2 separate regions of the Homo sapiens genome follow, and region 1 is linked to region 2. Evidence: read pairs that join two places in POLR2A ChIA-PET (ENCODE). Cell type or tissue: HepG2. All regions are shown on one strand. Links, peaks and the distances in the headings refer to the core of each region. The heading gives the core; the rest is flanking DNA.

Region 1 (10,951 bases), core at 1,823-9,822, 370 kb after region 2:
CACTTTGGTAAATCTCCGTACTGTTTTTATAGAGGTTGTACTAATTTACATTCCCACCAGCAGCATATAAGTGTTCCTTTTTCGCCATATCCACACCAACATCTATTGTTTTTTGACTTTTTAATAATGGCCATTCTGGCTGGGGTAAGGTTGTATCTCATTGTGGTTTTAATTTGAATTTCTCTGATGATTAGTGATGTTGCACATTTTTCACATGTTTCTTGGCTATTTGTGTATCTTCTTTTGAGAAATGTTTTTTCATGTCACTTGTTCACTTTTTAGTGGGATTATGTTTTTATTTTCTTGCTAATTTGTTTGAGTTCCTTGTATATTCTGCATATTAGTCCTTTGTCAGATGCATAGTTTGCAAATATTTTCTCCCATTCTATGGGTTGTCTGTTTGATGATTATTTCTTTTCCTGTGAAGAAGCTTTTTAGTTTAATTAGGTGCCATTTATTTATTTTTATTTTTGTTGCATTTACTTTTGGGGTCTTAGTCATAAATTCTTTGTTTAAGCCAATGTCCAGAAATATTTTAGCTAGGTTTTCTTCTAAAATTGTTATGGTTTTATTTTAGCTAGGTTTTCTTCTAAAATTGTTATGGTTTCAGGTTTCAGGTCTCAGATTTTTTTTTTTTTTTTGAGACAGAGTTTCTCTCTTGTTGCCCAAGTTGGAGTGCAATGGCACGATCTCGGCTCACTGCAACCTCCGCCTCCCAGGTCCAAGTGATTCTCCTGCCTCAGCCTCCCGAGTAGCTGGGACTACGGGCACCCGCCACCACGCCCGGCTAACTTTTTGTATTTTTAGTTGAGACGGGATTTCACCTTGTTAGCCAGGATGGTCTCAATCTTTTGAACTCGTGATCTGCCCGCCTTGGCCTCCCAAAGTGCTGGGATTACAGGCGTGAGCCACCGCGCCTGGCCTCATGTCTTAGATTTAAGTCTTTTATCCATCTCGAGCTGATGTTTGTAGATAGTGAGAGATAGGGGTCCATTTCATTCTTCTACATGTGGCTATCCAGTTGTCCCAGCACCATCTATTGAATAGAATGTCTTTTCCCTGATTTATGTTTTTGTATGCTCTGTCAAAAGATCAATTACTTGTAAGTATTCAGCTTTATTTCTCGGTTCTCTATTCTGTTCCATTGGTCTATGTGTCTACTTTTATACCAGTATCATGTTGTTTGGATTACTATAGCCTTGTAGTATAATTTGAGGTTGGATAGTGTGATGCGTCCATATTTGTTTTTTTTTTTTGCTTAGGATTGTGTTAGCTATTCGAGCTCTTTTTTTGGTTCCATATGAATTTTAGGATGGTTTTTTTCTAGCTCTGCAAAAAAAGATGTTGGTATTTTGATAGAAATTGCATTGAATCTGCAGATTTCTTTGGGTAGTATGATCATTTTCATGGTATTGGTTATCCAAACCATGAGCATGGGATGTATTTCCATTTGTTTGTGTCATTTATGATCTCTTTCAGCAGCATTTTATAGTTTTCTTGTAGAGATCTTTCACCTTCTTGGTTAAGTATAGTCCTAGGCATTTCATTTTTTTATAGCAATTGTAAAAGATATTGAGTTCTTGATTTGATCCTCAGCTTGGTTATTGTTGGTGTTTAGCAGTGCTACTGATTTGTGTACATTGATTTTGTAACCTGAGATTTTACTGAGTTTGTTTATCAAATCTAGAAGTCTTCTGGTGAAGTCTGTAGGATTTTCTAGGTTTATGATCATGTCATCAGCAAACAGATGTTTGACTTCTTCTCTAATTTGGATGCTTTTTATTTCCTTTTCTTGCTTGATTGCTCTGACTAGGACTTACAGTACTACGTTGAACAGAAGTGGTCAAAGTAGGCATCCTTGTCTTGTTCCATTTCTTAGGGGGAATGCTTTCAACTTTTCCCCTTTCAGTATGATGTAGACTGTGGGTTTGTCCTATGTGGCTTTTATTATTTTGAGATGCGTTCCTTCTATGCTTAGTTTGTTGAGGGTTTTTTATCACAAAGTGATGCTGGGTTTTATTAAATGCTTTTTCTGAGTCTATTGAGATGATCACATCGTTTTTGTTTTTAATTCTGTTTATGAGATAAATCACATTTATTGACTTGTGTATGTTGAACCATCCCTGCATCCCTGGAATGAAACTCATTTTATCATGGTGAATTCTATTTTTGATGTGCTGTTGGATTCAGTTTGCTAGCACTTTGTTGAGGATTTTTGCACCTATGTTCATCAAAGATATTGGTCTGTAGTTTTCTCTTTTTATGTCCTTTTCTGGTTTTGGTATCAGGCTGATACTGGCTTTGTAGAATGAGTTAGGGAGGAGGCTCTCTTTCTCAATCTTTTAGGATAGTTTCAGTAGGATTGGTATCAATTCTTCTAGAATATCTGGTAGAATTTAGCTGTGAATCCATCTGGCCCTGGGTATTTTTGTTCTAGGTGGTAATTATTTTTCTTTGAGATAGGGTCTCACCTTTTGCTCAAGCTGCAGTACAGTGGCACAATCACAGCTCACTGCACCCATGACCTCCCAAAGCTTAAGTGATCCTCCAACCTTTGCCTCCCGAGTAGCTGGGATTACATGCGTGCACCACCACATTTGGCTAAATTTTGTATTTTTTTGTAGAGATGGGGTTTCGCCATGTTGCCCAGGCTGGTCTCTAACTCCCGGGCTCAAGCGATCTGCCTGCCTCTGCCTTCCAAAGTGCTAAGATTACAGGCATGAGCAACCATGCCTAGCTGGTAATTTTTTATTACTGATTGAATCTCACTGCTTGTAATTGGTTTGCTCAGAATTCCTATTTCTTCCTGATTCAAGCTAGGAGGGTTGTATGTTTCCAGGAACTTATTCATTTCCTCTAAATATTCCAGTTTTTGTGCATAGAGGTGTTCATAGTAGTCTCTAATGATCTTTTGTATTTCTGTGGTGTTGGTTGTAATGTCTCCATTTTTATTTCTAATTGAGCTAATTTGAATCTTCTCTCTTTTTGGTTAATCTAGCTAATGGTGTATTGATTTTATTTCTCCTTTCAAAGAACCAACTTTTTGTTTCATTAATCTTTTGTAATTTTTGTTTCAATTTCATTTAGTTCTTCTCTGATCTTTGTTATTTCTTTTCTTCTGCTAGTTTTGGGTTTGGTTTGTTCTTCTTTCTTCAGTTCCTTAAGGTGTGATCTTAGGTTGTCAATTTGTGACCTTTCAGACTTTTTGATATAGGGATTTAGTACTATAAACTGTCCCCTTAGCACTGCTTTTGCTGTATTCCAGAGGTTTTGATACCCTGTATCACTATTATCATTCATTTTGAATAATTTTTAAATTTCTATCTCAATTTCATTGTTAACCCGAAAATCATTCAGCAGCAGATTGTTTAATTTCCATGTATTTGTATAGTTTTGAAGGCTCTTTTTGGAGTTGATTTCTAGTTTTATTCCACTGTAGTCTGAGAAGATACTTGACATTATTTTGATTTTTTAAAGTTTTTTGAGACTTGTTTTGTGGCCTGTCATATGGTTTATCTTGGAGAATGTTCCATGTGCTGATAAGAAGAATGTATATTGTGCAGTTCTTGGGTAGAATGTTCCGTAAATACCTGTTAGGTCCCTTTGTTCTGGAGTGTAGTTTAAGACTAGCATTTCTTTGTTGACCTTCTGCCACAATGATCTGTCTAGGACTGTTAGTGAAGTGTTGAAGTCCCCTACCATTATTATGTTACTGTCTATCTCTCATCTTAGATCTAGAAGTAATAGTTTTATGAATCTGGGAGCTCCAGAGTTAGGTGCATATGTATTTAGGATTATAGTATCTTCTTGTTGGATTCATCCTTTTATCATTATGTAATGACTTTTTTGTCTTTTTTCTATTGTTCTTGCTTTAAAGTCTGTTTTATCTAACATAAAAATAGATACTTCTGCTCACTTTTGGTTTTCTTTTGCACAGAATATTTTTTGCCACTCCTTTACCTTGAATCTATAAGAATCCTTATGTGTTAGGTGAGTCTCTCGAAGACTGAAGATATGTGGTTTGTGATTTTTTATCCATTCTGCCCATTTATACCTTAAAGTAGAGCATTTAGACCATTTACATTCAACATTAATATTGAGATGTGAGCTACTGTTCCAGCCATCATGTTGATTGTTACCTAGATATTTTGTTTTCTTCATTGTGTTATTGTTTTATAGACCCTATGAGGTTTATGTGTCAAGAGGTTCTGTTCTGGTTTATATCAACCTTTTGTTTCAAGCTTTAGAAATCCTTTGAGCATTTCTTGTAGGGCTGGTCTGATAGTGACAAATTCCCTCACCATTTGCTTATCTGAACAAGACTTTATTTTGTCTGTATTTATAAGACTTAATTTTACTGAATACAAAATTCTTGGCTGAGGGTTATTCCATTTAAGAAGGCTAAAGACACTTTGGGAGGCTGAGGCAGGTGAATCACAAGGTCAGGAGTTCGAGACCAGCCTGACCAACATGGTGAAACCTCGTCTCTACTAAAAATACAAAAATTAGCTGGGCTTGGTGGCATGTACCTGTATTCCCAGCTATTCAGGAGGCTGAGGCAGGAGAATTGCTTGAACCTGGGAGGTGGAGGTTGCAGTGAGCTGAGATTGCACCACTGCACTCCAGCCTGGGCAACAGGGCAAGACTCCATCTCAAAAAAAAAAGAAGGCTAAAGATAGGATTCGAATTCCTTCTGGTTTGTAAATTTTATACTGAAAAGTCTACTATTTGTCTGATAGGTTTCCCTTTATAGCTTACCTGATGCTTTTGACTCACTGCTCTTAGAATTCTTTCCTTCACACTGACTATAGATAGTCTGATGACTATGTTCCTTGGTGATATCCTTTTTGCAATGAATCTCCCAGGACTTCTTTGAGCTTCTTGTATTTGGATGTCTAAATCTCCAGCAAGGACAGGGAAGTTTTTCTCAATTATTCCCTCAAAGAAGTTTTTCACTTTTTTTTTTTTTTTTTTTTTTTGCTTTTTCTTCTCCTTCAGGGACACCAATAGTTCTTATACTTGTCCATTTTACATAATACCATATTTCTTGGACGCTTTATTCATTTCTATTAATTCTTTTTTCTTTATTTTTGTCTGATTGGGTTAATTTGAAAGCCTTGTCTTAGAGCTCTGAAATTCTTTCTTCTATTTGGTCTAGAATATTGTTAAAACTTTCCAGCTCATTTTGTAATTCCCTAAATCCCTAAATGTGTCCTTCATTTCAAAAAGTTCTGGTTGATTTTTTAAAAAAATCTATCTCTTTAGAAAATATTTCATCTATATCCTGAATTGATTTTTAAATTTCTATATGTTGTTTTTCACCTTTCTCTTATATCTCCTTGAGTAGCTTAATGATCAACCTTTTGAATTCTTTGTCTGGTAAAGATTTCTCAAATGCCAGTAGTAGTAGTAATGAATTGGTCATGTGGACAGACTCAGGACCCCCTGGTTAGCCAGAACGATGCAGGCAATGGTGACAGCTGAGGTCATGCACAAGTTTTCTCCTTCCTTGGTGCAGTGTTACACTACTTGGAGATGCTGTAATGGACTGTCAATTGGCCTCCAGCCAGAAGGTGGCGCTTGCCAAAGAGCACCAGCTGCCGTAGTAGCAGTGGGATTTGTGCTTGCCTCATGTTACCCAGGGGAGGTACTCTGGTGACTCAGGTAATGGGTGGGGCCATAGAGCGCCAAAAAATTTCTGTCCTTTGTGTTAAGCTACCAGAGCAAGTGAAGGAGCAAAGCCAGGTGGCGGCTGGATCAGGCAGGTTCACGCTGTGGCTCCCCACATGCGGGGTAAGCAGTGGCCCCTGTGGGGGTCAGAGAGCATTTTTCTGGCCGCAGGGGTAATGTTGCAGGGAGGGGTGCAGCTGCCTCTGCTGCACAGAAGTCTCTCTACAGGGGTTGGGGAGTAGCAGGCGGCAGTAAGCCCCACCAGCGCCCATGCACTTGGCAAGGCCGGTCCCTCACCCGCAGGGTTCCGCTTGCAGCAGCTCGTTAGAATCCAGGCAGTCCGCATTCAGAACTCAAGACTGCCCCATGCCATAAGCCTTCCTGAAGGAGAGAACAACCAATGCTTTCAAGCCACGCCCCTCCCAGTCTGCCCGTGAAGCAGGGGCGCCCAGCTCCTGCACCCGTGGCTGCAGCACATTTCCCAGTCACTCCTTGGTTCTGCCCAAGGGGGTTTGTCCCCATTCGGCATTATATTGTGAACCCAGTTGGGAACTTCTGCCAACCTGTGACTGCTGTCTGAGTTAGCTGGCAGATTTCTGCACAGTCCTCTGTGAGGTAGGGTCGGGAATGTCTTCCCTCCATCCTCACTGGAGCCTGGGAGTGCATGCAAAGCCCGTCCCAATGATGCTTTTTCTCATACATTCCCCACTGCTCACTAAAATCAGCTCCATTGCTGGATAGGGTTAAGTTCTTCCCTCATGGGCCTCTATTGCCAGATTCCCAAGTGGGAGTGTATGTTCCAGAGGCAATTTATTCCTCTTTCACTCTGGGGAACTTAGTTTTCCACTGGCTTATGGTGTAGGCTGCAGCCCAGTGCTTCTTTCAAAGGGTCAGTGGCTTCTTTCAGTTCTCCTGTTAAGTTCCTGTGTTGCTTCTAGGAGAAAAGTTCACAGTGTGTGAGTCTCTACACACTATCTTGTCTTTCCAAGTGGAAGAGGCATGCTAACACTGCCTCCAATCTGCCATCTTGGGAGCAACAGAGTGAGAACTTGTCTCTTAAAAAAAAGGTGGGGAGGCCGGGCGCGGTGGCTCACGCCTGTAATCCCAGCATTTGGGAGGCCAAGGCAGGCAGATTATGAGGTCAGGAGTTCGAGGCCAGCCTGGCCAACATGGTGAAACCCCATCTCTACTAAAGATATAAAAAATTAGCCGGGCGTGGTGACGCCCGCCTGTGATCCCAGCTACTCAGGAGGCTGAGGCAGGAGAATCGCTTGAACCTGGGAGGTGGAGGTTGCAGTGAGCAGAGATAGCGCCATTGCACTCCAGCCTGGGTGACAGGGTGAGACTCTGTCTCAAAAAAAAAAAAAAAAAAAAAAGTGGGAGGGGAAGCGGTCTTTTGTTTTAGAGATATCTGCTTTAATATGTATGAACAAATATCAGTGATTTGCTGACAAAATGATTTGTCAGTGATTTACTTCAAAGTAATCTAGTGATGCAGGTAAGAGGGCTGAGGGATAATGATGAAAGGAAAATGGGAGGGGTTATAGATGAAACAAGTTTGGCCATGAGCTGATTATTATTGAAGCTAGGTGATGCCTACAAGGGGATCCATACATTATTTTCTCTTTGCAATACAATCCTGACCTGGAGTAAGGTCAAATTTCACAGGTTAAGGGAACAGCCACTCACAGGATGCCTCTTACCCCAGATACCAGCTGTTATATGTTCCAGGGTTCCTGAGCCACCGGTGCTTCTGACCAACTGACCACAAATGCAGGGATTCCCACTAACTCCTCAGGTTTAATAATGGACCAGAACAACTCACAGAATGCAGGCACGCACTATACTTAGGCTTAGTGTTTCATTATAAAAGACACAAACCAGGGACATCCAAATGAAAAGGTGCAGGGAGCAAAGTCTGGGAGGGTCCCAAATTCAAAGCTTCTTTATGCTCAGGACCTGTCATCCTCCTGGCACACTGATGTATGATTATCAACCTGGAAGTTTCCCCTAGCTTTCATGTCCAGAGTTTTTATTTGGGTTTTATTTTGTAGGCATGATTGGTTGAATCATTGGCAGTGTGATCGAATTCAGTCTCCAGCCCCCTGCTCCTTCCTGGGGGTCAGAGGTCAGAAGTCAGGCTGATATCCACATTGCTCAAAGCCCCAACCCTCCAGTCACATGGATGGCTTTTGTGGCATGTCCAGCCCCTATCCTGAGTGATATCATTAACATAAAGTCAGGCATGATCTGAGGATATTATTTCATAGAAATACAGCCTTCCACAAACGTTGGAACTGGTTAAAGAGTCTCTGTAAGACTGTAGTCCTTTCATCTGGTACTGGAGCTTGAAGTCCAGAGGGCAGAGAGTTGGAAAGCGACAATGGATATAAAGTGAGGAAGATCAAGAAAAGACTGGAACCCACAGCATGAACTAGAACCCAGCAGGACAAATTGAAACTCATGTCAGTTCATATTCCTTCTGGTGTTGATAGTGGGGACCCAACCTCATGGAACTAAACACACACACACCAGGCCCAGGAGTCAGGGAAGCTGAGGGAAAACCCAGTGGAAGGTAGAGCAGGCCCAGCTGCCGCTTCATGCTGATGAGGTGAGTCAGCAGATCAGCAACAATGTGTGTGAGCTACAAAATGACTGCAGCTTCCCATCTGCTTTCTGAATCTCACAAGAATCTCCCTCATGGCCCACCATAACCAGAAACATACAAGAAACAAAATTGTGGAAAACGTAGTTCAGCTTAGCCAAGTCAATACATTACAAGGCCACCACACCACACTTAATAAAAAGTAAACATTTGTAAATCAATCAACCAGTGCCTGGAAGTACTTATTTAAGAGCCAAATTATTTCACAAAGTAAACTGAAACACACCTGGTGAATCCCACCCACCACTGGATACATATTTGCATTGCCACCCATTATTCCTTCCCTCTTCTCCTGTAAGAGAATACGATCTCCTACCAATTCTCCCTCCACCTTTTATTCTCTCTCAGTAATCATGCTTCATCAATTAACTTCTGTCTCTGGCTGTTCTTTATCTTCAGCTTCTTTTTTTTTAAGCTTCCCATGATTCTGTAAATCCCTATAGCAAATAACTTTTTTTTCTCTTTTCCATTACAGCCAAGTGTTGAGTACAAAAAGTCTATTTATGCTATCGTTACTTCTATAATGTGATTTTTCTGTAGTATTTGAGAATATTCAATTCTTCTGAAATTAACAAGAGAAACAAACAAGTAGAACAATAGGTGACACTCATAAAACATGTTGAGGAATGATAGCAAATGTACTAAGTTAGAAATCTTTTAGGTTAAACATAAATAGCATATACAGAACATATGTTTGGTAAGCATAGATTAAAAGAATGGAAATACCAAGTGTGCTACTTGTAGATAGGAAAGGATAGAAGGACCAAGTAAACCTAAAATATTAGTAAAATCACAGATCATGTATCCTCCTGAATGACAGCTATGTCATATTTAAATCAGCTGCTGAATCGTGACAGCTATTCTTGCCCCAGGTGACCTCTGTCCAAGATATGCAGATAAATCCACAGCTCCTCAGCACTTCATTGGTGAATTTCAGTTGTGCACAGGCTCCTTGTCCTCCATCTCTTTGAAAGAGGAAGCATGTGTTGGCTTCAGGCACCTTCAATTTGCTGAGTCTCCTTGCTCACCCTTGACTCTGGTCACTGCATCAGACCATGCCATCAGTAGGAAATTCTGATGTGTCTTTGTAGGTGAGAGAGATAGGATATGAACATTGTGTGACTCAGGATTTTTTTTGTATGGCTCTTACATCCAACTTGGATCCTATCCTTAGTGTGATAACTTATCTCAGTTTCCACTTGCTTCTTGCTTTGTGTTTAAAATTTACACATAGGCTGGACATGGTGGCTCAAACTTGTAATTCTAGCACTTTGGAAGGCTGAGGTGGGAGGACTGCTTGAGCCCAGGAGTTCAAGACCAGCCTGGGCAACATAGCGAGACCTTGTCTCTAAAACAAAAATAAAAACAAAAAATTAGCTGAGCATGCTAGTGTGTGCCTGTAGTCCTAGCTACTAGGGAGTTTGAGGTGGGAGGATTGCTTAAGCCCAGGAGGATGAGGCTGCAATGAGCCATGATGACACCACTGCACTCCAGCCTGGGTGACAGAGCAAGACCCTGTCTCAAAAAAGAAAAGAAAACATAAATAAACCTTGTGATTCCAGCGTCTTTGCAATTTTCTCTCACCCTGTCTCTTTTATGAACTCTAGAGCAGCCTGCCTGATAGTGTACTTGGAGGTAGCATGAACAACTTGTCCTGATTTGTAGCTTTTGCACGCAAATCCAGTATCCTAGAAACCCCCTCAGTTCTGTGCAAATGGGGACAATTGGTCACCCTACTTGGAAGTAATTATTACATCAAGTTCATTTCCCACTGAAGCAGTCCCCTTACCTCTCCTTTTCTTCTTCAATTATTGTAATCTGGTTTCTACTGACACAAATTGCTATGGGTTGAATGTGTTCTCCAAAGTTCATGTGTTGTAAACTTAATCCCCAATGCAAAAGTGTTGAGAGGTGGGACTTTTAAGAGGTAATTAGGTCATGAGAGCTCAGTCCTCATGAATGGATTAATGCCATTATTGTGGAAATGGATTTCTGATAAAAGGATAAGTTCAGCCCTCTTCCCATCTCTCTCTCACATGCTTTATTGCCCTTCTGCCTTCCATGATGGGATGATGCATCAAGAAGGCCCCCTTCAGATATAGGCCCTTCAATCTTGGACTCCCCAGCCTCCAGAACTGTAAGAAATAAATTTCTGTTCTTTATAAATTATCCAATCTCAGATATTCTGTTATAGCAGTACAAAATGAACTAAGACAGCATTCTACCAAAAATGTTTTCACTGGGAGCACCAGTTACTTCCATATTGTCAAAACAAATGGACACTTATTTGATTTCACTGAAGCAATTAACACTTTTGTCACATTTTCTTTCTTGAGATTCTTTTCTCTTAGGTTCTACGACATCTCTTGCATTACCTAGATGCTTTCTGGATTTAATGTGGACCAGTTGGATACCAAGCATCTGTAATTCAAAAAGTTCAAATAAGGGTTATAGGCCTTAAAGGGGAGGTAAATAGAGAGATCAGAATAGAAAGTTTATTCAAAGGAATAATAACAGAGAACTTCCCAAACCTAGAGAAGATATCAATATTCAAGTACAAGAAAGTTATAGAACACCAAGCAGATTTAATCCAAATAAGACTACCTCATGACATTT
Region 2 (10,951 bases), core at 1,572-9,571:
AAGCAAATAATCTGAGAGCTTTTTTTCTTGTAGTGTTTATACATAAAATGTTTACAGTTGCTACAAGTACTGTAAAGAGAGAGAGAGATAGGGGTGTTATGATCCTAGGCAACCATGAGCTGTGTGATCAAAGAAAATAAACTGCTTCTTCCTCAAGGAAGTCTGACTTGAATTCCAGGTGGAAAAAAAAAAAAAAAGCAGCAAAGAGCAAAGGCCAGAAGCAGGAATGAATATAAAATTTTGAGTAATTAAAAGAAGGCTAGAGTGACTGGAACACAGAGATGGAGGGGAGGGGAGGGAAGGTGGGAAAAAGAAAGAAGGGATGGGAGTGATCCAAGACAAAACTAGAAGTAATACTGGCTCAGGTAGCCCAGAACGTTGTAAGCCACATTAAGGATTTTGACAGTTTTGCGAAGAGCAGTGGGAGATTATTAAGCAGTTTCAATCAAGGGCCAAGCAAGCTAAACTTTTCTGATATTCTTAATAAGGTAAACTAAAATAAAACTAACAGATTGACCTTGATCTCAGTGTGCTTAGTTATGGGACAGTTAATGTTAGATGATTTGCCAACCAAAGAAAGCAGGTTTTGCTTAAATGACAGCAAACATTAATTTCAGGATATGGTTAATACAAGCAGGTATAATCAGAATTGTGACTTACATTTAAGCACACTGAACTAGACATTAATTAGAAATTTCTCATAAAGATACCACAATATTATGCTTGATTGCATCTGTAGAAAACAAACCCTTGAATTTTCACTTTAGGCTTAGAGAATAATCACCATTCTTCCAAATCCTTTGCCAAATGAAAATGAAAACTTCTAAGATGAATTTCTTTCTGCAGGGTAGAGATTACACTCATGTAAAGATTTAGCTGACAATTACCAAAAAAGAATTGGGGGAATAAATGGGAGAGACAGCTGTCCAGGAAGTTATCAGTTGCCAGATTTGCTTGTAATGCAGAGAAATTCCCAGGAAGTCAAAAAGTGTTCATTGGTGATTGCACGTCTTTTGAAATCGCATCAGAGGTCTCCATTTTCTAACCTCTTCTCTTGAAAATGAATATATGTTTCCAGTCTCCCACAGGATGTATAATTTTGCATGATTGTTAGTAGCTATTGGCACCATTTATCTCTCTAGTCATCCACTGTTCCATTTTGTATTAAGTCTGAATATGCTTTGCACACACTTACACTTCAAAAGACGGTAGTTAAAACGATCTCACTTCGATCGTCTTACTCCAGCAATACAATTTTTAGGGGTTTGTTTTGTTTTGTTTTGTTGTAAAACAATATACTCTTTTCCTATCGTTATAATGAAATGGGAAAGGTTCCCTTGTTCCCATCGCACACCCTATGTGGCTCACTTCTTCAGTGCCTCACTACGCATACCTCTAGGGGAGCATACAAACAGGCAGGCTGTAGGGCTCCCACCCCACGGCAGTGTCTAGGGGTGAATGTTTACAGCTGAAGCCCCAGTGGTCGTGTGTCGCAGGGTGTTCTTTTAGTTTAGCCCTATAGGCAGCTTGTGTTAGTTCACTTAGATCCGCTTCCTCATCACAAGGACAGAGGACTTTCTGTATCCGGGTTCTTGCCTTGGTGCACCGGAAGAACTGGATCACATGGGGGCTTGGATAATGAGTGGAAAGTTTTACTGAGTAGAAGTAGTTCTCAGCCATTGAGGAAGCCAGAAGGAAGATGGCCTTCCCCTAGAGTTGGGCCACCCGCTGCCCGGCTCTCCTCTGACTGCCCCGGACCAACTCTCCCTCATTCCGCAGGTCGCGGGTCGATGGCATCGATCCATGTGCGGGAGTCTATCGATGTGCTCTTCCGCAGACATGCTCTCTAATGACCAGACACATAACCACTCGTGTCTTCTTCTGCCGATGTGTTTCCCAACACGTCCAGCCGCTTGTGTCTCTTTCCTTACTAGGGTCTCGAATTTTTATAGGCCCAGGTTGGGGGTGTGGTGGGCCAAGGTGGTCTTGGAAAATGCAACATTTGGGCAGGAAGGCAGGAGTGCCTGTCCTCGCCTAGGTCCGTGGGGGTAGAGCCCTAGCCAGGGACCACGCCCTCCTCTACCCAGCACTTCCCTTCCCCTCTTCCGTATCATTTAAAGGCATCACGCTCTTCCCTTCCCAGCACTCCTTATCAATAATACGCAAGATTTTAAAGATGCAGTGCAAAATAAGAAAAACATCTGGAAGGTCTGGAACCCTAATACCAGTCTGCGTTGTCTTTCTTAAAGACTGAAATTGTACAACATTTATTTTCATTTAACAAACACTTATCACTTGTATTTGTCAGCCTTTGTTCAAAGATGCTGTACGAATATTAACATGTCAAATATTATGTAGATCATTCTATTGCTTTTTAATTTATTTATTTATTTATTTTGAGACAGAGTCTTACTCGGTCGCCCAGGCCGGAGTGCAGTGGCGCGATCTCGGCTCATTGCAAGCTCCGCCTCCCAGGTTCAAACGATCTCCTACCTCAACCTCCCAAGTAGCACCTGCCACCTCACCCAGCTAATTTTTGTATTTTTAGTAGAGACGGGGTTTCACCATGTTGCCCAGGATGGCCTCGAACTCCTGGCCTTAGGTGATCTGCCTGCCTCGGCCTCCCAAAGTGCTGGGATTCCATGCGTGAGCCAGTGCACTGGGCCAAGCATTCTATTTCTCATTTATGGTGCGTCTATTTGCCACCACTGCTTCGACTGAGGATAGCTTGGCACAAGATGTGAAGCTTGTTTTGAAGGCCTGAGCAGAGATTTTTTTTTGCACAGTGGAGTCCAGTATTTTGCCAAAGGCACAGAAGAAGGTACGGAAGATGAAAAACTTTTCCCCAGCCTGGGCAACACAGTGAGACCCCCATCTCTACAAAAATTTGCAAATTAAAAAAATTAGCTGGGTGTGGTGGCATGTGCCTGTAGTCCTAGCTACTTGGAGGCTGAGGGGGGAGGATCACTTGAGCTCAGGACTTTGAGGCTGCAGTGAGCTATGATCACACCACTGCACTCCAGCCTGGATGACAGTGTGAGACCCTGTCTCTAGAAAACATGGAAGGAAGGAAAGAAGAAACGAAGGAAGGAAAAACTGTTCCTTTACCCTCTTAAGTTCAGTGTTTTGGGGGCTGCAAAAGAAAAGACAGGCTTCTGTTCATTATGTATGGGAGTTCTCAGGAAAATATGCCTCAAGGGGGCACTTACAATTTGGGGCTTATGTGCCATCTGAACAAGAGAAGGGGAGGAGGAGAAGGGCACTTAAGGAAAAATAAATTACTTTTAAGAAAGATCATGGGCCTTTAGGAGAATAGATGGGAGATGATAGTTTTGTGACAATGCCTGTTTAGGTGTGCTGTGGGCTTCTCTTTGGTATTAGAGTCAACTTTCTCTGGTTGCAGAAAAATCTGTGGGAAGGGATTTATGACAATTGAGTTTTGGGAGGAGGTTCTGCTTTGGGGCAGATAAGGAGTTTAGAAATAAGCCTCTTATCAAATGCCTTCAGCTCAAAATCATTTTTATGCCACAGTGGCATATTCTAGAGGAACCTGGGCCAAGGAAGACCACCCTTGGCCTTACTCCTGGAGTCATTCCGGCTCTGGCCTAGCCTTGGGGGTGGAACTCTGCCCTGGTGTGGACAAGAATGGACCCTCTCAGGCCCCAGCATATTCTCAGAGGTCCAGTCACACCGACCTGGAAGTGTCAGAGATGTACTTAATTCTAGGTTTGCACTGAGGCCAGGTAGAAACCGCAGTACCTGGAGCATTTCTTTGTGTTTTGGGGTTTTAATAGACTTGGCCAGGAACCAAGTCCAAGCCCTTTCAACATCACAGAATGTTTTTTAATCTTCCCTAGTCCACCGGAGTGGAAAACTCACATAGTTCTCATCATTCACAAACACTTAAAGGGTGTTTACTAGGTACTAGATGGTATATGCTACTATTATCAGCCTCATTTTGTAAGTGGAGGAGACAAAGAAAGGTTAAGAGGGTTTTCCAAGTTCACATGGATGGTAAGCAGCACAGTCAATATTTGTTGACTGTGAGGCCGAGGCAGGTGGATCGTTCGAGGTCAGGAGTTTGAGACCAGCCTGGCCAACATGGTAAAACCCCGCCTCTACTAAAAGTACAAAAATAAGCTGGGTGGTGGTGGCGCATGTCTGTAATCTCAGCTACTCAGAAGGCTGAGGCAAGAGAATCGCTTGAGTCTGGGAGGTGGAGGTTGCAGTGAGCTGAGATGCACCACTGCACTCCAGCCTGGGCAACAGAGTGAGACCCTGACTCCCAAAAAAAAAAAAATTGACAAATTAGCAACCGGGCACAGTGGCTCAGGCCTGTAATCCCAGAGCTTTGGGAAGCCAAAGCAGGAGGATCACTTGAGGTCAGGAGTACCAGCCTGGACAACACAGTGAGACCTCATCTCTAAAACAAAACAAAAAAATTTAAAAATAAGAAAATTAGCAGGGTGTAGTGGTGGGCGCCTGTAGTTGCAGCTACTACGGAGGCTGAGGCAGGAGGCTCCCTTGAGCCTAGGAGTTCAAGATTGCAGTGAGCTATGATTGCACCACTGCACTGCAGCTTGAATGACACAGCAAGACCCTATCTCTAAAACAAATTTAAAAATTGTTTAAAAAAAAACTTTTTAAATTGACAGATTAGAATCTGATCAGTTTCTTTCCAGAGCTACTTGAACATCTCAGGAGATTCTGCTAAGGATGGAAAAGGAAGGAGTTTTAATTTCAAAGTTTCATTCCATGTCTTGTCAAACCAAGTCTAGATTTGCCATTTAGAACTGCATTCTCTGATCCTGTGTTTTAAGAGAGGTTTCTCCATGTAGATGAAACCAGGAGCTGCATCCTTCCTCGGATTGGTAGGTGTTCCATGGGCTTTATCTGTGCGGCGTAATGACAGCACACAAACGCCAGGGGGCAATGCAGTTTCACCGAAGAATCCTAGGAAACTCGGGTCTGGCTTTGACTAAGAACATTGGCAGGATCCTGGGGCAAAGGTGGAAATCCTTACTAAAAAGAGTTCCGCCAAGGAAAAAATATGTTTAAAAATCCTTTCTTTGAAAGCTTCCTGCATTGTCATCAAAATTGCCCTTCAGTATTTGTGCACAGCTGGAAGTTTTGTGATATTATTTGCAAAAGATTTACTTTTCGTTTTTTCTCAATGCGGCTGCCTAGTCTTTCCTGGAAGGTTTCCTGGGTCTTTCTGCGTAGGAAGGATTATTCTAACCAGCTCTCGGGTAGCCTGGATCACATTGTTAGGACTCTGTTGCGTCCTCTGCCTGACCGCGGGGCTCTCTTCCCCCGGTGCCCATTCAGCGCTTCCAGCTGCCTCTGCGGTTGGAGCCGGGCTCCCTTTAAGGTAATTCCAGTCTGGGCCTGTGTTTTGTTTCCAGCTCGGCAGCCGCCAGGTGTCTGCCCTCCCTTAACCTCCAAGGATGAGAGATCAAAGGTGCCCCTACATCTGCCTCCTGCCCAGCTCTTTAATCTGTTACATGTTCAAAAGGGACAAATGCAGTATTGTGCACTCAGGGAGGGAGGACAAATCAGAGAAGTGGAAATGGGCAGAGCCTCAGAATGTGTTAACTTACATAAATGATACGGAATATGCCTGTCGACATATTAGCCCTGCCACTGTAGAGGTGTTTTCTTCTTAAAAGAGCAAGAATATTATGCAGAAATGGAAATCCTCTTTTCTCCCTTTGGAAGCCTACTAAACCCATTTAATGAAATATCGTACACAGACCCATTTGGAGGTCACTATTAGAAATATAACGAGGTAAAACAAAATATTTTTTAAATTTATGAAATGGAAATTACAAGGGCACTTGTAGAGACCTGAGCTTATTTTATATGTGGCAAAAATGATAAACTAATCTTTAAGCAGAGCAGATATATTTTAAGAAAGACTATTCCCAGCGGAGCATGTATTTTCCATATCCGTAGAGCTAAGTAGGGGAATGCATTTTAAAACAGTAGGAATTCAGATTAGGTATTAAGAAAATAATACTGAGAGCAATGGTTATGGAAGGTACAGAATTTTCCTAACAGCACTAAGGAAGCAGCAATTATTTCTTCCATTTTTAGAGGAAGGGGTTGGGGGGAGGGGGAAGAGCTCCTGATCTAGTAACAAATTGTTTCTAAACTTAAATTTAGAAACATTTTAAACAGTTTGAGCATCCACGATTTTCTTTAGACTTTTAGGAGAGCTCCCTAATTTCCAACTAAAGACATAAATGTGAACAGGCACTAATTACTTTTTTCTCTATGCATTCCTGCGCCCACACACCCAGAGGCTCTCTTGTGCTTCCTCTTCCCCAGCGGTTACAAAAAGGAACTCCAGCAACTTCAGTTGTGCTTAGCTGCCGTCACAGACAATAGCATAGTAGGACCAGTGGCCTCATATTAAGTCACAGTCTTTCCCAGTTACAATGGCTGAGAACCCAGATTTTCACAAGGTGCAAAGAAAAGAATATTGACATGGTTATTAAAAGCTATGGTGAGAAGGGAGTCTTTATCAGCTGCTTCAAATATTTCATTCACCTTCTTAACAAATATTTATTCTGCACTTACTATGTCCAGACATGGTGCTGAACTCGGGGAATTCACTGGTGATCAAAAGCAGTCTTACCCTTTGTTCTCATGGAGTTTACCATCTAGGGGTAGAGACTAGCGTCAATCAAATAATCACAGAGATAACTGCGCTGAAAGAAAGAGACAGTTCTTGTGGGAGGATCTATTGTAACAAAGGGACTAATCTAGAGGCTCAGGGAGAACTTCCCTGAGAAAATCCTCATTAGCTAAGAGTCAAAGGATCAAGAAGGGTGAGGGATGGCACGTGCTAATTCTGCATTCAATATTAGTAGAACTGAAAGGGTGATGTGGCTGGAGTACCAAGAGCTAAGGGACAGGGCACATGTGTAGTCAGAAAATGTATGCACAGCTGACTATGTCTGTCATCTGTTGCTACATACCTTATTACCCCAATGTGGAGCAGCTGAAAAACAATCATTATATTATACCTTATGATTTTGAATCAGGAATTTAGGCAGGGTTCAGCTGGGCAATTCTTCTGTTCCACATTCAGCTAGAAGTTGGTGTATTAGTCAGAGTTCTCCAGAGAAGTAGTATATCCGTGTGTGTGTGTGTGTGTGGGTGTGTGTGTGTGTGTGTGTGTGTGTGTGTGTGTATACTGACCCATAATTATGGAGGCTGAGAAGTCCCAAGATCTGCAGTCAGCAAGCAAGCTTGAAACCCAGGAGAGCCAATGGTATAGTTCCAATCTGGGTCCAAAGACCTGAGAACATGGAGAACAATTGTGTAAGTTCCAGTTCAAGTCGAAGTCCAAAGGGAAGAGAAGACTGATGTCCCAGCAGAGACAGAGAATTCTCTCTTACTTTGTCTTTTTGTTCTATTCAGGACTTCAACTCATTGGACAAGACCCACCCACCTTAGGAAGGGAAGTCTGCTGTACTCAATGAACTGATCCAAATGTTAATCTCATCCAGAAACACCTTCACACACACTCGAAATAATGTTTGTTCAAATCTCTGGGCACCTCATGGCCCAGTCAAGTTGACACACAAACTAACCATCACAGTTGGGCTGGTCTTGAGAGTCCAAGACAGCATTATTCACATGCCTGGCACCTTCATTTCAATGGCTGGGAGTGTGGGCTCCTGATCAGTAGCAATATGGTAACTGTTGACTAGAGCACCTGTAATTGGCACCTCCAGCCTTGCGGCTTCAAGACTCCTTACATGTCAGTTCAGGGCTTCCAGAGACAGTTCCTATACAAGAGATAGGAAATCTTAAGGTCTTAAGGTCTGAGCCCAGATACTGGCAGAGCATCTTTTCCTTCATATTCTTGGTGACGGCCAAAGCAGTCCACAAGCCCACTCAGACCAAAGGGAATAACGAAGATGCCACTTCTCAATAGGAAGAGTTTCAAATAATCTGTGGTCATCGTTAGTCATCCATGCTTCAGCCTCTGGACACAAATTATTCACATCTTCTGTAAGGCAAAATATACTCACCCCTTCTAAAGACTTCAAAAACCTTATCTCAAGCTCAAGTTTGAGATTCAGGTTCTTTTTTTTTTTAGGGGGAGTCTTGCTCTCCTTGCCCAGGCTGAAGTACAATGGCATGATCTCGGCTCACTACAACCTCCACCTCCCAGATTCAAGCATTTCTCCTTCCTCAGCCTCCCAAGTAGCTGGGATTACAGGCATGCACCACCACACCCGGCTAATTTTGTATTTTTAGTAGAGACGGGGTTTCACCATGTTGGTCAGGCTGATCTCGAACTCCTGACCTCAGAATATCCACCCATCTTGGCCTCCCAAAGTGCTGGGATTACAGGCGTGAGCCACGGCACCCAGCCGAGATTCAGGTTCTTACCATCTAAATAAGGTTCAGTTGCTGATGGGGCCCATTTGATGCTGTTGTCTTATACAATTTCTCTCAATATGAAGACCTCTCAATATGAAAAAGGTATTTGCCTCATATATGTCCAACGTATACTGATAATACAGGGATGGGATAAGTGCTTGGGATATTCCCACTCAAAGAGTGGATAAACAGCTATACGCCAGGCATTACCATAGCAAGTCTGAAATCCACATGCTGCCAGTTCCTTGGCTGGAGGGCCGAGTCCTGCTCTCTGGAATGATTCTCTGCGGCTCTTGGATCCACCCTCCAGACTCTTGTTGCACCTTCTGAGTTGTCCCCTTTCCATAAGAAATAGCACTTTCAGCTGAATAATCTTCTCAGCTTATGTCTCACCCATAAAAGTCTGGGGGCTCTAAGGACTCTTTGCACTTTACCTCTGCCTGCTTTGTCCAAGCTGATTATGTGTCCACTAATACACTTCTCTCATAATCTTTGTGGGCATCCTTTGAATCTTACTGGGTTTCTTTCTGTTAAATGAAACACATACCTACAATTCTCTTCAAGATAGTCCCTTTTTTGGTCTGGGCTCAGAGTTGGGTGCTGTGGGACAATACCCTTAGGATTCTTAAAAGCCTTTTTGTCTATTTTGGAAACTCTATGAGGTACATCCTTAAATATTTCTACAGTCATTAAAAGGTATTTTACAGCCACCCCCTAGGAGTGTTAAAACAATTTTTGTTTTGTTTTGTTTTGTTTTTACTCAACACATTCTAGCTCTTTATTGTCTCCAAATTTTGTTTGAAAACTGAACAGTTCTTTTTTGACTCATCTTTCTCTACCTGCACCTTTTACTGTGTGTAGCTTTAAAAAAAATTTTTTTTTTAAATTTTTAAATGGCACTTTAAGCATTCTGCCTAGAAGTTTTCTTACTAAAATCCGTGGGTTCCTTGGGTATATTTTCTATTTTCCACATTACTACAAGTGATAATGTTAGCAAATTCTCTGCCACTACATTAATAGAGTTACCTTTTCTCCAGGCTCCAGTGACAATTTTCAGTCCTCCCAGCCTTCACCAGCAGTCTTCTCAAGACCTTACAGCTGGCCGGGAGCAGTGGCTAACTCCTGTAATCCTAGCACTTTGGGAGGCCAAGATGAGCGGATTGCCTGAGCTCAGGAGTTCGAGACCAGCCTGAGCAACATGGTGAAACCCCATCTCTGCTAAAATACAAAAAAAAAAATCATCCAGGCATGGTGGCAGGCGCCTGTAATCCCAGCTACGTGGGAGGCTGAGGCATGAGAATTGCTTGAACCCAGGAGGCGGAGGTTGCAGTGAGCCAAGGCCGTGCCACTGCACTCCAGCCTGGGCAACAAAGTGAAACTCTGTCTCAAAAAAAAAAAAAAAAAAAAAAAGACCTTACAGCTTCTTCCCTCTGCCTAAACTTGACACTTAGGCTCAGCTGATGTTTATGAGTGTCTGCATGTGGCCTTTCCATCAGGACCGTCTCAGGACTTGTAACCTGCTGTCTCAGGCTTCCCGGAGGGAGTGGTCCATGACACCAGAGGGGAAGCTGCCTGTTTCATGAGATCTGGGCAGACAGCATCATTTCCTCTGTATTCTAATGGTCAAAGCAGCCACAGAGCTTACCCAGATTCAAGGAGAGGAGACATAGCCTCCACCTGTCTGTGGGAGGAGTGTGGAAGAATTTGTGGCCATTTTTATTCACCTATAAGTGACATCATAGAGGGTTTTGCAGTCATGTTAAGGCTTTTTGTCTTAAGAATTTCACTGGGCACTCTGGTACATGCCGATAATCTCAGCTACTTGGAAGTCTGAGGCAGGAGGATCACTTGAGCACAGCAGTTTGAGACCAGCCTAAGAAACATAGTGAAACTTCATCTAAAAAATAAATGAATAAAATAAGAGTTGGAAGGCTGTCACATGATCTTTTGAAAAAGTCTCTCCACCTGCAGCATGGGAATAACTTAGAAAAAGGATATTAAAGGCTGAAGTTCTTTTTTAGTTCCTCTTTCTCTATTGTGCCTTATCATACAGTTTCCTGTGAACATTGCTGTCATAATTTGGCCCAGGGTGATGACAGTTGAGACAAGAGAACTGCAGATTATTGAGGTATTTGAATATAAAGTTAGTTAACTAATATTTCTTGAAGTCCATTTAGGGCGTAATTTTGTCTCCAAGTAGCCAATAAACTTACTTGTCAGATACCTTGCCAATATTGGAACCCTAAAACACCTAAATATTTACTGCAAGTTATATGTATTCACTCTGCACATAGATTTTGACTAACTCCCTATAAAGAACAGCCTCTGAGTAGAAATAGACAGTGGTCAATATAATGAAATCTCAGTACTCAGCTCAATAACATCCATAATTGAAATAACGTATTTGAAGTACATTTGCTGGGATTGATAAGATCCTCCTTGAGGATACTCGGGAATGATCACCTTTTCATTCAGTAAATATTTTTTGTGTGTTTGCTCTATGCTACAAATTTCTGGGCAGAGGAGTTACAGCAGCAAACAAAACAGACCA

Evidence for each region. ChIA-PET counts read pairs that join two places held together with the same protein. Peaks named below come from ENCODE experiments on the same cell type or tissue, not always from the same donor. Only the 100,000 strongest peaks of a DNase experiment are listed, where the experiment ranks them.
Region 1: POLR2A ChIA-PET joins it to region 2 with 25 read pairs; 19 of 35 experiments call an interaction of 5 or more read pairs at or near these places.

What each region holds. Positions count from the first base shown.
Region 1 is chr18:3,292,207-3,303,157 of GRCh38, reverse strand. No RefSeq gene overlaps it. Among named protein-coding and RNA genes, the nearest start is that of MYL12-AS1, 35 kb to the right of the region's middle. RefSeq lists enhancers at 5,873-5,952, 8,113-8,407. In HepG2, for the core only: a CTCF peak has its summit at 5,588 (motif pointing right); DNase peaks (open chromatin) are centred at 5,607 and 6,047; H3K4me3 peaks cover 1,352 bases.
Region 2 is chr18:3,660,431-3,671,381 of GRCh38, reverse strand. All of the region lies in intron 7 of DLGAP1 (DLG associated protein 1), which reads left to right. Among named protein-coding and RNA genes, the nearest start is that of DLGAP1-AS6, 13 kb to the right of the region's middle. RefSeq lists a silencer at 5,319-5,613. In HepG2, for the core only: CTCF peaks have their summits at 4,929 (motif pointing right) and 5,422 (motif pointing right); DNase peaks (open chromatin) are centred at 4,021, 4,941, 5,481, 6,621 and 1 weaker place; H3K4me3 peaks cover 1,097 bases.